Regions from separate parts of the Homo sapiens genome. Here region 2 is linked to region 1. The links are chromatin loops, found by intact Hi-C in ENCODE. Cell type or tissue: endothelial cell of umbilical vein. All regions are shown on one strand. Each heading gives the region's core, and the rest is flanking DNA. Links, peaks and the distances in the headings are about the cores only. Region 1 overlaps CAVIN1 (caveolae associated protein 1). Region 2 overlaps STAT5B (signal transducer and activator of transcription 5B).

Evidence for each region. A loop is a pair of places that touch in the nucleus more often than their neighbours do. Peaks named below come from ENCODE experiments on the same cell type or tissue, not always from the same donor. Only the 100,000 strongest peaks of a DNase experiment are listed, where the experiment ranks them.
Region 2: it touches region 1 in a loop (4-fold over the local background); 14 of 110 quality-filtered maps call a loop at or near these places.

What each region holds. Positions count from the first base shown.
Region 1 is chr17:42,403,734-42,408,733 of GRCh38, forward strand. It overlaps CAVIN1 (caveolae associated protein 1), which reads right to left. Exons shown (of 2, transcript NM_012232.6): 2 at 1-1,655. The coding sequence ends at 954. Among named protein-coding and RNA genes, the nearest start is that of CAVIN1, 17 kb to the right of the region's middle. RefSeq lists an enhancer at 2,578-2,627. In endothelial cell of umbilical vein, for the core only: a CTCF peak has its summit at 2,480 (motif pointing left); DNase peaks (open chromatin) are centred at 2,488, 3,108, 3,878 and 4,508; H3K4me3 peaks cover 453 bases; H3K27ac peaks cover 2,033 bases.
Region 2 is chr17:42,218,036-42,228,244 of GRCh38, forward strand. It overlaps STAT5B (signal transducer and activator of transcription 5B), which reads right to left. Exons shown (of 19, transcript NM_012448.4): 3 at 9,494-9,650; 4 at 6,744-6,833; 5 at 5,347-5,521; 6 at 1,677-1,807; 7 at 1,277-1,428; 8 at 688-843; 9 at 116-295. Among named protein-coding and RNA genes, the nearest start is that of GHDC, 29 kb to the left of the region's middle. In endothelial cell of umbilical vein, for the core only: a CTCF peak has its summit at 4,284 (motif pointing right); a DNase peak (open chromatin) is centred at 4,316.

The DNA.
Region 1 (5,000 bases), core at 1-5,000:
CTCCCCACCTCAGCCTCCAAAGTAGCTGGGATTACAGGCATGCGCAACCATGCCCAGCTAATTTTTGTAATTTTAGTAGAGATGGGTTTTCGCTTAGTAGAGATGGGGTGTTTGCCAGGCTGGTCCCGAACTCCTGACTTCAGGTGATCCGCCCACCTCGGCCTCCCAAAGTGCTGGGGTTACAGGCATAAGCCACCAAGCCCGGCCGACCTTCTTCTATTTTTCCATTCTCCTTTCCAAAGCCATGGCCATGCGCTCCTGTGTACAGGTGCATAAACACATCAGTGTGCCATCCCTCACATGCATGTCGTTCCCCACCCCTCCTTCCCAGGGCTTCTCTTGGCTCCAGCGTTCCTCTGGGACCCTCTGCAGATACAGCCTGTGCTGGACCCCCAGCCAGGGTGAGGGCTCATTCTGCTCTGTCTTCCCCACTGCCTCAGTTTCCCCCAAAAGCTGCTTTCACGTCCTTCTAGTAGGGGGCCTCCCATGGGGGCAGGGATCCCCTTTAGGATTCAATCTTTCCTCTTTGGGCAGTTTTGGCTTTGAGTCCCCCAGGGATCAGGGTGAGAATGAAGAAGAGCTCAGTGAGCGGAATGACAGCAGCTGGGTGGGTGGTGTGGGGAGAGGCTGAGGGGAAGGCAGCCCCCCCAGGGGGGCCTAACCGTGGAATCACTGCAATTTCCTCTGAGATCCCGACTTGGACAACCAGGACAGGGATTGACCATTCCCTTCCCATTCCACTCGGACTGTGTCCAAGCGGGGGTTGTCCACTGCGGGGGCTGCCTCCCCATCGGGTCCTAACAGCTCTAAGACTGGGAGTGGAGTTCCTGGAGGTGTGGGGAGGGGGGCGTGTTTTCAATTTAGAAAAATCTCAGCCAGCTCGAGCCGAGAGAGAATGCGAAAGAGGAAGTTCGGAAGGAGCGAGGAATGGGGTGGGTGGCAGCGGGGGCGGCTCAGTCGCTGTCGCTCTTGTCCACCAGCACGGCGTCCGACTCCTCGGTGATCTCCAGCAGCGCGTGCACGTCGGGGCTGCTCCCGCGCCGCAGGTCGCCGGCCTCCCCGCGCTCCGCGCCGCCCTCGTCGTCGTCGGCGCCCACCTCCACCATCTCGGTGGCCTTGAGCACTTCCACCTGGCCCTCGCGGATCTTCTTGACGTGGAAGGTGAAGGGTGGCACCTTGTAGACCGCGGTCTTGGAGCGCGCGTACACCACGTGGTCGGGCGTGAAGGATTTGCGCAACTTGTCCCGCGACGTCTTCAGTTTCTCGCGCCGCTCGGCGGGCACCAGGCGCGTGCCCAGCTTGTTCATGCGCTTCTCCAGGGTGTGCCGCGTCTTCTCCAGGTTTTCCTTGGTCTTGAGGCGCGTCTTCTCCAGGTTCTCGCGGGTACGCACCTTGGTCTTCTCCATCTTCTCCTTGGAGAAGGCCTTCTTGAAGTCGTCCACGCGCCGCAGGCCGCTGCGCTTGATACGCTCTGCGCGGGACTCCTCAATAACCTCCTCAACCTCCACCGCCTCGTCCGACGAAAGCTCCAGCGCCGCTGCGTCCTCCTCGGGCCGCTCGCCCTCGCCCAGCTCCTCGCCCTCCTTCTCTGGCAGCGCCTCCGACTCTTTCAGCGATTTGCTGATGCTCAGTTTGGCCGGCAGCTTCACTTCATCCTAAGGGAAGAGGAGAAGGGACATGAGAGGCGTCGGAGGAGGCGGATGTGGGCGAGCCTGAGTCAGGGTGGTGACGATCCTGGAGAGAGGGGAGCATGGGACGCTCGTGGTCCCCAGGAAACTGGCGGGCGCTCAATAAATGTGTGTAGGCTCACGCCTGTAATATTAGCGCTGTGGGAGACCGAGGCAGGAGGATGGCTTGAGTCCAGGAGTTCGAGACCAGCCTGGGCAACATATCACCCATCTCCGGCCCCCCAACCCCGCGTCGCCATTCTTTCTCTCTCTCTCTCCTTGTTTTTTTTTTTTTTTTTTTTTTTAAACGGAGTCTCGATCTGTTGCCGAGGCTGGAGTGCAGTGGGCGCGATCTTGGCTCACCGCAACCTCCGCCACCCGGGTTCAAGCAATTCTCCTGCCTCAGCCTCCCGAATAGCTGGGATTACAGGCGCCCGCCACCACGCCGGCTAAATTTTGTATCTTTAATAGAGACGGTGTTTCTCCATATTGGTCAGGCTGGTCTCGAACTCCCGACCTCAGGTGATCCGCCCGCCTCGGCCTCCCAAAGTTCTGGGATTACAGGCGTGAGCCACTGCGCCCGGCCTCGCGCCGCCATTCTCTAAAAAACATGTGTGTTGAACGAATGGTGACTAAACAGACCGCGGGAGCAGGGGACCAAACTTCGGGTCGGAGATGGGGTTGCGTAATAATTGCACTTGGGCTAAAATCTCTGTGGTCGTCCAACCCTGTCCTGATCCCTTTCCACCCGTAGATGATATTAAACCACTACGGCCCTCGGGAGACACAGCTCCACTTTGGAAATGGGCGGAGCGCCCTCTGGTGCCGCAAATCGCACACTGCCCGAGCCAGGCCGAAAAGCAAGTGGTGGGAGTGTCTAAGTTGAAAGCGGGTAGGGGTTTGAGCCCACAGCTGCACCTACCCACCCAAGCAGGTAAAGTAAAGGAAGTGCATTTCCTAGACTCAAGCTATTTCTTTTTTTTTTTTTTTTTGAGATGGAGTCTCGCTTTGTCGCCCAGGCTGCAGTGCAGTGACACGATCTCTGCTGACTGCAACCTCTGCCTCCCAGGTTCAAGCAATTCTCCTGCCTCAGCCTCCTGAGTAGCTGGGACTGCAGGCATGCGCCACCACACCTGGCTAATTTTTTTGTATTTTTAGTAGACTCGGGGTTTCACCATGTTGGTCAGATTGGTCTCGAACCCCTGACCTCAAATGATCCACCCGCCTTGGCCTCCCAAAGTGCTGGGATTACAGGCATAAGCCACTGCTCCTGGCCTCAAGCTATTTCAGAACCAGCCTTAGAGATGGAGAACTGTGGTCCACCCTCCCCCACCTCCACCTTCTTTGACTCCTTCATACTGTTTGGCTCCACCAGTGGTCATTCTCCCCCTCCCCCACATTTAGAAATTGATATTGGAAAGAGGAAGAAGCTGGCTGGGAGCCACGGACATGTTTTCTCCCCAGTCTGGACATTTCTTCTGGTTGTGACTTCCCTACTTTGGGATAGAAGAGAGATTACTTTTCAATTCTTGCTTTCCCTACCCCCTGCCCCCAGCACAAAGCCTGAGCTCAGGGGTCTAGGAGTAGGATGGGTGGTCTCAGATTCCCCATGACCCTGGAGCTCAGAACCAGTTCTTTGCTTTTCTGTCTTCTCCTTGGAGGACTTAGCACCAGAACTGCTTTCCATTCCGGGAAGATTTTCCAAGATCTTGACTCTGGCCAACATTTCAGAATCTCTGGATCACTCCCTCCCCCACCTCCACCCTCATCAGAGAGCAGGGGAGGCTGAGCACAGAAAGGGAAAGGGCAGACCAAGATCATCAATAGGATCTCTTTGGCCCAGACTCCCTTTAGTGACTTCAAATGAAGGAACGAGAGATAGTCGCTTTTCTAAAGGGTTTTCTGAAGACCATTTCCCAGAATTATAAGAAAAATCCTGTCCCCTAAGAAATTAAGGCAACATAAACTGAGTCCTCTCACTGACACCACACACACACACCCCTATACATAGGCTGCTCGGTATCTCTGCACCACCTGCTACAGAAATTCCTTCCCCAGCCCCCAACCTCTTTCCTCTTCCCTCCCATCAACATCCCCCCAGAGTTTCCTGGTTTACACTGAAAACTAGGAACACCCTCTCCCAACTTCCTTCCCTTCTTGTCAATAGCATTAGCAGGGACAAAGAGGGAATGCTGGCTCCACCTCTTCTCTCATCTGGGCATCAGCTCTGCTGGGCACCAAGCCACCTCCAGCTCTCTGTTACCCAACTACACCTCCCAGCAGGCAAGGTGACCTGGGCACAGGGCATGCTGGGACTTGTAGTCTCTACCTGCCATAGACGGCTTAGTGCAGATCATGGGCAATCCTAGGGCATTTTGTTTATCCCTCTGCCTCTTATCATTCACTGAGGCATTGAAGGGTGTTTTCCTTGTTCTGAGTGTAGGAGAGTCTCAACTTCTCTTTGCATTCCCTCTGATTTCCAGTCATTCACTTTGGGGCTCCTACAATCACCCTTACCCTGCCTGCTACTGGAGTGCATATCATTTAAGACTTATACATCATTGTAGGATCTAAACCCTCTTCATCCATCTCCACCCAGAATTTACCTGCAGCCCCAGTATATATATATATTAAAAAAAATTCAGCTCTGATCTTTCCTTCATAACCTCCCAGACTTAAAAACCCACCCACGCCCCACCAAAGGGTGGAGAGAGCCCCTCCTTTCACTAAACTCAGACAATGTGAATAGGCTAGGGAGGGATTAAGGGTGACAGGCAGGGAATAGTCAGGAAACAGCCCCAGCTGCTGGAAAACAAATCCACTTTGTCTCTCTGCCCTACCCCCAGCATCCCCCGCTTCTCCCCTACCCCTGCTGCCTGCTCCACCCCACCCCTAAAGGCTGAGCTGGCTGGTTTTCCTGGCCTGTGGCTTCCTAGATAAAGGTCTTTGCCAGCTGAACTTGGAAGTGAATGGGACTGGGGAGAGAGCTGCAGACTTCTTATAGCCAATGCCATCTTCCTAGTGCCTCATGAAAGGTCTCAAACTACAACATAAGGAAGCAATCCTAGTGAGAGGAGGTTTTTGTTTTTTAGTTTTTTTGTTTTTTTTGAGATGGAGTTTTGCTCTTGCTCCCCAGGCTGGAGTGCAATGACACGATCTCGGCTCACCGCAACATCCGCCTCCTAGGTTCAAGCAATTCTCCTGCCTGGGCCTCCCAAATAGCTGAGATTACAGGCATGTGCCACCACACCTGGCTAATTTTGTATTTTTAGTAGAGACGGGGTTTCTCCATGTTGATCAGGCTGGTCTTGAACTCCCAACCTCATGTGATTC
Region 2 (10,209 bases), core at 2,161-7,160, 180 kb before region 1:
CCCAGAAGAGGCCAGAAGGGCAAACAGGGATCTGACACAGGAGGCAGAATTCTTTTTTTCCTGTTGCCAGGACATGAGACAAGTAGCAGGGAATGAGAGGAAGCTGCACAATTACTTGCGGGTGTTCTCGTTCTTGAGCAGAGACTTGGCCTGCTGCTCACTGATGATGGTGGCCTTCACCTGGGGGGGGTTCATGTGCACGTTCAGCTTCCCGCCCACCAGCAGGCGCACAGTGGCTGCAAACTTGGTCTGGGTCTTCAGGACCTGAGGAGGCTGCTTCTCAATGATGAACGTGCTGCAGGGGACACAGGGACAGATGCATGATGAGGGGCTGGTGCAGGGGAAAGGGCTCTCAGTCCCTCTGTGGTGGGGGTGGGGCTGCCTCCCGAGGGGCTCAGGAGGTGAAGAGCTCGGGCACAGCCTCTGTTCCTGGGGAAGCCGTGAGAGTCCAGGGAGAGGATGGAGAGGGGAGTGAGATAACACAGAAGCTGGCATGGGCTGCAGCCCAAGGGCATCTCTTGCAGTGTCCACAGGAGAAACTGGGCAAGGGCCACAGCAACTGGAGATGGAGTTGGGAGGGATGAGAGGCAGGAAGTGGATCTGCTGGTCTGGAAGGCACCTGCGGCTCCCCCCACGCAGGCAGGAGCTGCCCCAAGCTCCTGGGCATGGCAAACAGGCAGCAGTCACCTGGTCACCAGGGCTGAGATAATGTCCGTGATGGTGGCGTTGACCTCGGCCAGCATCTCCTCCACTGGGCCGGGGATGGGCAGCTGCTGGCAGAGGTGCTCAGCCCTGCGGATCTGCTGCCGGTTCTGCCAGATGATCTCGGCCAACTTCTCACACCTGCACGAGAGCCCCAAGGCCAACAGGAGGACAATGGCTCCTCCGCACAGACGCCAGGCCCCAAGACACAGCTCCCGTTCCCCCAGGAAGGCTCTGTGCTTTCGCCACACTTCCCACCCATGGGAAGAGCAGAGCTCCCTGCCTCCCAGAATTAGAGACGTACACAGGAGGGGCGACCCTGACTAGGCCCAAACAGCCCAAGCATCACCCCACACACCCGAACCCTGTCCCATCTCCAGGACAGCAGCCCCCTTCCTGGGGGAGGTGCACAGGATGGGGGCCAAAGTCTGATTGAGGAACCAGGCTCCCTGGAGAAACAAGAGCTGTCCCAGGATGGAGGGGGCCTGCTGCAGGAGCCAGCACAGGACGCAGAAGCAGCCGGGATCCCCACCAGCCCCTCCTGCCCTGCCCGCTGGCCGCCCCACACCATTACCAGGACTGTAGCACGTCCAGGCTGCCCTCGGGGGGCCCGCCGTTCCCGGCCAGCTGCTGCCGCCGCTTCCACTGGATCAGCTCGTCATCCAGGATGATGGTCTGCTGCTTCCGCAGCAGCTGCAGGGTCTTCTGGTGCTTCTCGGCCAGCTCCTGAGGGAAGGGAGGAGAGCAGCCCCTTCTGGGCTCCCAGAGAACACCGCAGGGCCTCGCTGGGAAATGGCAGGGCAGGGCCCAGGCCGTTCCCTCTCCCCAAGCTGCTCTGCCTCGCAAGGCCCCCAGGAAAAAAGGCCTCCTGCCCTCCCAGGTTCTGCTCTCATGCTGGTCCCAGCCCTCCCTCGGGTCCCCAGAGACTGACTTCATGGCACCCACGCCCAGGAGAGGCCCAGGACCCCACTCACCACGCGGTACTGCTGCAGTGTCTGTGCCTCACGCTGCAACCAGGCCTCCAGAGACACCTGCTTCTGCTGGAGGGCCGTCTCCCGGCTCAGACGCTCCTGGGGGCTCAGCTGGGCCAGCGGGCCAAACTGAGCTAGAGGAGGGGAGAGGAAACCATGACCATCACCTCCCAGTGTCCAACAGGAGGCCCAGAGAAGCCCACTCACCCGTTCTGGAGCGAGACCCTCCTGGGCTCAGATACTGCATTAAGGGCAAGTCGGGGTTCCTGACAGCCAGGGGGGCCAAGATGAATGGGTGCCCCAGGAGGCGCCTCTGGGCCCTGCTCGCCAGCCTCCTGACTCTGAGCCGTCCCCTCTGGGGGCACACGGGTGCTGGGGCAGCTGGGGAGGAGGCCTGCCTGCCTCCTGCCCGCCTGCCTCACAGGGCTGCCAGCCCTCTTCTCGCGGCCCAGCATGGGTCCAGGCTGTCTGGGGTGTAAGTGTGCCCATGCCCTTGACTGCAGGTGAACCTGGGCAAATCGCTTTCCTTTCCTGTGCCTTGGCTTCCCCACGTGTAAAACGGGAGATTCTCGGCACCTGCCTCAGTGGGGTGCATTAAGATTAAATACATGAGGACATGGAAGATGCCAGAAAGCTGCCTGACATGGGTGAGCTCTGTGTGAGGTTCGTGCTTCTTGGTTAACGGGGAACAGGACAGAGAGAAGAGGTGACAGAGACAAGCAGCTGCTCGGCCCCATCCCTCCCGCAGCAAGGCCTCTTCAGGGAAACCCAGCCCCGGCGGCTCTGTCTAGTCCCTGAGCACAGCAATCCCTCCTCAGGGGAGGATGAGATTCTTGAGAGGCTGGAAGGGGCCCAGCATGTTTGTCCAGGTGAGCTCACTGTGAACCCAGCCAACCAACCAGGGAACACGGACAGACAGACAGACCGCAGAGGGAGAGCATGTCCAGGGCCACTGGGGATGCAGAGCCACCAAGATTCTCTCAGGAAAGGGAGGCCGAAGGGAGGCGGCTTCCCTCCACACCATCTGTGAGGAGTCTCATTGATGGCGGGACAGGGAGTAAGTTAGGCCTCATTACCTTTTAAAAATTATTATGAAATAGGTAAGACACAGGGAACGTGGAACACAGGAGCACCTGTGTATCAATAACCCAGGCTAAGAAAGTAAACATGTCCACAGTTACAACCACCACCGCAGGCCCACCCCACCCTCCCAGCGACAGCCCGTCTCCACCACACTGGGACTATTAATCCCTTCCCATCACCTTCTCAACAGCCCAGAGTCCTTGCTTGAGCTGAGTCAGAAGATGCGCGCACCAGCATGTCTTGGTCGAGCTCCTGGCTGGCCCCTGAGGGCCACGTCACTCTGACCCCAGCCCTGACCCATGGGATGCACAAGCTGGGACAGACAAAAGCAACTCTATGTAGCCAGGAACAGCCCAGAGCTAGAACTCAGAAATATGGCTCCAATCTCACTGCAGGTATCGAGCAGGAAGAGGATCATCCAGGGACGGACAGATCCAAGGTATCTGCACGGCTACCTCAGGAATCCTGCCCAGCCACAGGGAGGGTGGTGGTGATCCCAACACCTGGGCCCAGCCTTCCTATGCAAGGGACCCACTTAGGGCTCTCCTGGAAATTTGCAGAAGCTTTTGGGAAGGAGGCCAGGGAGACGGGAAGCAATTTCCCTACTCCACTGGAGGCAGCTGAGCCTTCCCTGGCAAAAGCAGATCAATAGTCTGTGTTTCTGCTGAGTGAACTTGACAAATGGGACTGAGAAGACACTGCGTGATAGATCCAAACCCAACCTGAATCCAAACCTAATCCGCCACCATGCACAGGAAACAGAAAAGCCAGGCACGGGATCAGAAATACTGTTGACAGTCTAAGGACTTGGGTAGGAATAGCCATCCCAAATCTTCCGTTTCCATTCTCTGAAGGAGCTGCCCTTCTTCTAGGGCCAGTCTAGGATGGATTCAGATAAAAAAGGAAGACAGGCTAGAATCATCCTGTCAACCTTTACTCAATAACTGTTATGTTTCAGGCATTGTGCTGGCCTCAGGGTACAGAGATAAAAGATATAGTCCCTTCTCAAAGATTTATATTCCAGTGGAGAAGATAAAGAGTAAATAAGTAGTATCACTATAGACATAAAATGGAACCTACATACATGGAATTAGAGGAGCATGTGCTGTGTGTGTGTGTGTGTGCTGTGTGTCTATGTGTGTGTGGTGTGTATGTGTGGTGTGTGTGTGTGCTATGTGTGGTGTGTGTGTGCTGTGTGTGGTGTGGTGTGTGTGTGCTGTGTGTGGTGTGGTGTGTGTGGTGTGGTGTGTGTGTGCTGTGTGTCTGTGTGTGTGCTGTGTGTGGTGTGTGTGTGCTGTGTGTGTGCACTGTGTGTCTCTGTGTGCTGTGGGGGGTGTGTGTGCTGTGTGTGTGTGTGCTGTGTGTGTGATGTGTGTGGTGTGTGTGTGTGCTGTGTTGTCTGTGTGTGCTGTGTGTGTGTGTGTTTGGAGGGGCTGGGTGGTTGAGCCAAGGCTTCTCTGAGACTGAGCTGGGCATGGAAGCAGAGAGGAAACTATTAAAGCTCAAACTGCCAAACTGCTACAGGGTCAAAAGGGGGCGCTGGTGGGGCTCCACAGCCTCACCACAGACTGAAGCTCTCTGTGCCCCAACTACTAAGCAGGATTTATACCAGGCTAGGGAAGCTCTGTCCATAAGGGCTACCTAAGGGGCGTTAAGTGTACTCTGTTTCAGGAAGACCTCTGTGAATAACTGCATAGAACATTAGAAATCATATACAGGTCCTTAGTACTTACACGTACCTGCTTAGAAAGGTTTCTTTTCCCCCTTAGAGATAGGGTCTTACTATGTTGCCTAAGCTAGTCTGAAACTACTGGCCTCAAGTGATCCTCCTGCCCTGGCCTCCCAAAGCACCAGGATTACAGGTGTGCAAAACCACTCCCAGCTTAGAATTTTTTTTTTTTTTTTTTGAGACAGAATTTTGCTCTTTTTGTCCAGGCTGGAGTGCAATGGTGAGATCTCGGCTCCCTGCAACCTCCGCCTCCCGGGTTCAAGAGATTCTCTTGCCTCAGCCTCCCAAGTAGCTGGGATTACATGCATGCGCCACTGGGATGCCCAGCTAATTTTGTATTTTTAGTAGAGACGGGGTTTCACCATGTTGGCCAGGCTGGTCTCGAACTCCTGACCTCAGGTGATCCGCCTGCCTCAGCCTCCCAAAGTGCTGGGATTACAGGTGTGAGCCACCGTGCCCAGCCAGAAAAATTTTTAAACATGTAATTATATAATTTCCTATTTATCATTTCAATAAAGCTCCACTTATAATATGCCTACTATATACAAAAGTATTGTTTGCTAGTATTTATTTAGACTGTGAGCTCCTTCTCAAAAGAAGAAATGTCTTCCCTGGCAGCTCAGAAGCTCCCTGGATGTGGGGACCTGAGTGAGATATGCACTTAAGCGGGGGGTCCTGTCATCTCCCCTTCCTAAATCTCATCCTCTCAGCACTGTCTTCAATGCAAATAAGTCCCTGCTACTCAGAGAAAGGTCGCTGCCTCCGAATGGAAAGTGTGCTTTCTCCCAACCCCACCAGAGCTGCTTTCCAGTCCCCAGGCCCAATCCTCAAGTTGCACAATGTGCCTCCACCGCGCCTCACCTTGGATCCTCAGGCTCTCCTGGTACTGGATGATGAAGTACTCCTGAGTCTGCTGCAGCTTTTTTAACTCATTCTCTGTGTCCTGCGTGACCAGTCGCAGCTCCTCAAACGTCTGGTTGATCTGGAGGTGTTTCTGGGACATGGCATCAGCAAGGCTTCCAGCTGGAGAGCTACCCTGGGAACATATGGGGGGCAGTGCAAGGCAGTGCGAATGGGAGGAAGACTGAGGCCTTAATCCCCAGGAAAAGCCAGCTCCTACAACCAGGGTAAGACCCCAAAAGGTAAATTTTGAGTCGGGAGGAAAAGCAAACGTCATCATGAGACACAGGGTGGAGTGGGAAAAGTGAGAAACAGGTGAGCGGACAGATCATGGCTCAGATCACAAAGCATGGGAGAAGCTTCCATTTCAGATCTGACCTCCACCAGAGTATTCCAAACGAGGTCCATTGAATTACCTTTGGAGAAACTAGAACGTAACCTGGTCCAGTGTCACCTGGGTTTTCCTACTAATGAGGAGGTGGAGTGATTCCTCTTCCACTCACTGACCCAATGCAAGGACGGCATTAAGCATTAGGGAGGCCATGGGGAGCAGGGCCATGTGAACACACATCATCTGTGTCCTCACTCAAGATATTCTCGTGATGGAATCATTTGCTTCCACCATGGAAGAGGCCAAACCTCTTGCAGGCATCCTGGAGACCCCAGGGTGAAGTGATGGGGGAGGCATAAACAAGGTCTCTGTGGACCCAGCCCTGTAAGTGACCTGATCAGACCACTCCTTCCACACCTGATTCAGGGGCTAGGGAAAAGTCTTTCCTAAGTATTCTCACCTGAATATGAGCATGCCTTTACTAAAAAATTATTCAGCTGAGGTTGAATTACTTTGCACTTGTTCACATTGTCTTGTGGTTGCAATCTCATCAAGGTTATAAATCAGTTAAGATCAGAGACCACATCTTCTATTTCATTTTTTTTTTTTTGAGACAGGGTCTCACTCCATCACCCATGAGTGCAGGGGTGCGATCATGGCTCACTGCAGCCTCTACCTCCTGGGCTCAAGGGATCTTCCCACTTCAGGTTTTCGAACAGCCAGGACTACAGGCATATGCCACCATGCCCAGCTAATTTTTTTGTATTTTTGGTAGAGACGGGGTTTCATCATGTTGCCCAGGGTGCTCTCGAACTCCTGGGCTCAGGCAATCTGCCTGCCTCAGCCTCCCAAAGTGCTGGGCTGCACTCAGTCAAGTCTCCTATTTCTTTTGTGCCCCTTAGGATGAAGCTCTCTTTAAAGAGACACCAATAGTGCACCCTGAGTCACCTTGACAAAGGTGGGTCCAGAGGGAGGTGGGTAAGAAAAGACTTCCCGACTGCCCTCCCCATCCCTATGGGACACTCACATTGTTGGCTTCTCGGACCAACCTCTGTTCATTGTACAATATATGGCGGATGCAGCGGACCAGCTCCATGGGGCAGCGGTCATACGTGTTCTGAAAGAATCCAACAGCAGACATCACTTTGTGCCACTCCACACTATGGGCCCTAACCATGCCTCAGGATGGGGAGCCTCCTGAGGGACCTCCTGAATCACAGGAGGCACTGTTCCTCCAATACCAACAGGAACAAGAAGGCACATCATGGAAATCCAATTGCAGTGAAAAGGTAAGATTGTTTTACTTCTTTTTTCTTTTTTTGAGACTGAGTCTCACTCTGTTGCCCAGGCTGGAGTGCAGTGGCACAACCTCGGGCCACTGCAACCTCTGCCTCCTGGGTTCAAGTAATTCTCCTGCCTTAGCCCCCCGAGTAGCTGGGATTACAGGGGCCCGCCACCACGCCTGGCTAATTTTTGTCTTTTTAGTAGAGATGGGGTTCCACCATGTTGGCCAGGCTGGTCTCGAACTCCTGACCTCAGGTGATCCACCTGCCTTAGCCTCCCAAAGTGCTGTTTTACTTTTTGCATCTTAATTTGCCTAAAGTATCCGGGGAACATTCTTAAAAACGGAATAAATAAGTTTTAAAAGCCTCGCAAGAGGAGAAACTGGATGCCACTCTCAAATGGGCAATCAAAACTACTACCACCAATGAGGGGACGAGGGACACTGCCCCCCTCTGGATGTGATACCCGAGAAGGACAAGTCACCTACAATTGTCCCTTGGCATCTGTGGGGGCTGGTTCCAGGACCCACTTGGATACCAAAATCTGCAGATGCTCAAGTTCCTTATATAAAATGGCATCGTTTTGCATAGAATGCATACAATCCTCCCATACACTTTAAACCACCTATAGATTGCTTATACTATCTAATACAAAAGAAATGCTATGTAAATAGCTGTTCTGTCATATCTTTATTTCTATTTGTTTTTACTTTTTTTCTTTTCCTGAATATTTCTGAGCTGCGGTTGGTGGAATCAGGATGCAGAACCCATGGACATGGACAGCCAACTATATTTAGAAGTCTGCTCGGAGATGTGCAATGTTAACGTAATCATGAGGAAACATCAGACAAACCCCAAATGAGGAACATTTTATCTTTAAAAAGCAGGGGGTACATGAATTATTATTATTATTTTTTGAGATGGAATTTCACTCTTGTCACCCAGGCTGGAGTGCAATGGCACGGTCTCGGCTCACTGCAACCTCTGCCTCCCAGGTTTAAGAGATTCTCCTGCCTCAGCCTCCCAAGTAGCTGGGATTACAGTTGTCCACTGCCACACCCAGTTAATTTCTGTATTTTTAGTAGAGATGGGGTTTCACCATGTTGGCCAGGCTGGTCTCGAACTCCTGACCTCAGATGATTCACCCGCCTCAGCCTCCCAAAGTGCTGGGATTACTGGTGTGAGCCACTGCACCCAGCCTACATTAATTATTTTAAAATGCCAATGTAATGAAAGACAAAGTAAGGTTGCAAAATGGTTCCAGATTAAAGGAGATTAAAGAGACATGATGACTAGATGCAATATGTGATCTTGGGCTGGATTCTGGACTGCAGCGGGGAAAAATACCCTAAAGGACATGTTTGAATTAGTTGACAAAATGGAAATCCAGATGAGTACCTAAAAGTATTATATCAATGCTAAATTTAGTGAAGTTGATCAGTGTATTATAACCATGCAAGACAAGGTTCATTCTTAGAAAATGCACAGAGGGGCTGGGTGCGGTGGCTCATGCCTGTAATCCCAGCACTTTGGGAGGCCGAGGAGGGTGAATCACCTGAGGTCGGGAGTTCGAAACCAGCCTGACCAACATGGAGAAACCCCATCTCTACTAAAAATACAAAAATTAGGCGGGTGTGGTGGCATGCACCTGTAGTCCCAGCTACTTGGGAGGCTGAGGCAGGAGAATCACTTGAACCCGGGAGGTGGAGGTTGCGGTGAGCCGAGACCGCGCCACTGCACTCCAGCCTGGGCAACAAGAGTGAAACTCCATCTCAAAAAAAAAAAAAAAAAAAGACAATGCACAGAGGGACCGGGCATAGTGGCTCATGCCTATAATTTCAACACTTTGGGAGGCTGAGGTGGGCGGATCACCTGAGGTCAGGAGTTCAAGACCACTGTGGCCAACATGGCAAAACCCCGTCTCCACTAAAAATACCAAAAAAAAAAAAAAACTGCCAGGCATGGTGGCAGGAGCCTGTAATCCCAGCTACTTGAGAGGCTGAGGCAGAAGAATCGCTTGAACCCGGGAGGCAGAGGTTGCAGTGAGCTGAGATTGCTCCACTGCACTCCAGCCTGGGCGACAGAGCAAGACTCCGTCTCAAAAATAAATAAATAAATAAATAAATAAATAAATAAATAGAAAATGCACAGAGGTACTTACTGGTGCAGGGACACAAGGTATGCAACTTACTCTCCAGTGACTGAAAAACGTGTGTGTCGAGAGACAGCGAGGAGTATATGACAACATAAAAGTCAACAACAGGTGAATATGGGCATATGTGGGGAATCTTTGTATGATTCTTGTAACTTTCTGGAAGTATGAAATTATTCTCAAATAAAAAGTAAAAAAAAAAAAAAAGACCAAAACCACACAACAAGAACCTTATGCACGTGTAACTCAACAATGCTGGACTGAAGGAGAGAAAGAAAGTCTCTACAGGAAGAAGACCCCCAAGGGAAGGTAATTAAGTGTGACCCCAGAGCCCACACCCACCTGGAGCTGTGTGGCATAGTGCCCCAGCTTGATCTTCAGTAAAAACCCATCTTCCCCCACCTGGTGCTCTGCCTTCTTCTGCAGCTCCTGCACCAGGCCCTCCAGGAGCTGGGTGGCCTTAATGTTCTCCTGTGGATTATCAAGATCTACTGAGTCCCTAGGGGAAAAAAATTACATAATCTGTATACATACATGCACGTGAGCCTGTATAAATACAGCCTCAACACATCCTACTTTTTCTTCAACTAAAGTGATGTTTTTAATCCTCACTGCAAATTTTAAGAAACAGCCCAACAGAAATGGACTCAATGCCTATGTTAATCTATTTGTAATTTACTAAATAGTTGGATTATACAGTAGATTTCCTTCTTTTAAAAAAAAAAATTTTTAACAATGTGCTGCCCTTCTTCCTTTCTCTCAATGATGTGCTTGGTGCTTATGCTATTTGCTCCGAGAAATGCAAGGAAAAGGAAAGGGTTCTGTGTACTCTGAAGGAAATAAGGACTTGGATAATTTCCTATTTATAGTTACCCCTCATGGGTGTAAAGGAGGCACAAGGCCAAGACTCTTCTACATGTCCTTTCCAGCCTCAAGGAGTTTGGTATCTGTGGGTTTCTTAGGTAGAGACAGGTGAAACAAGTTATTGCTATTTCTAAGAAGCCCTGGAAATGAGACATTCAGGCAGAGGGTGCCTACAAGAATTTATACGAGTCAGA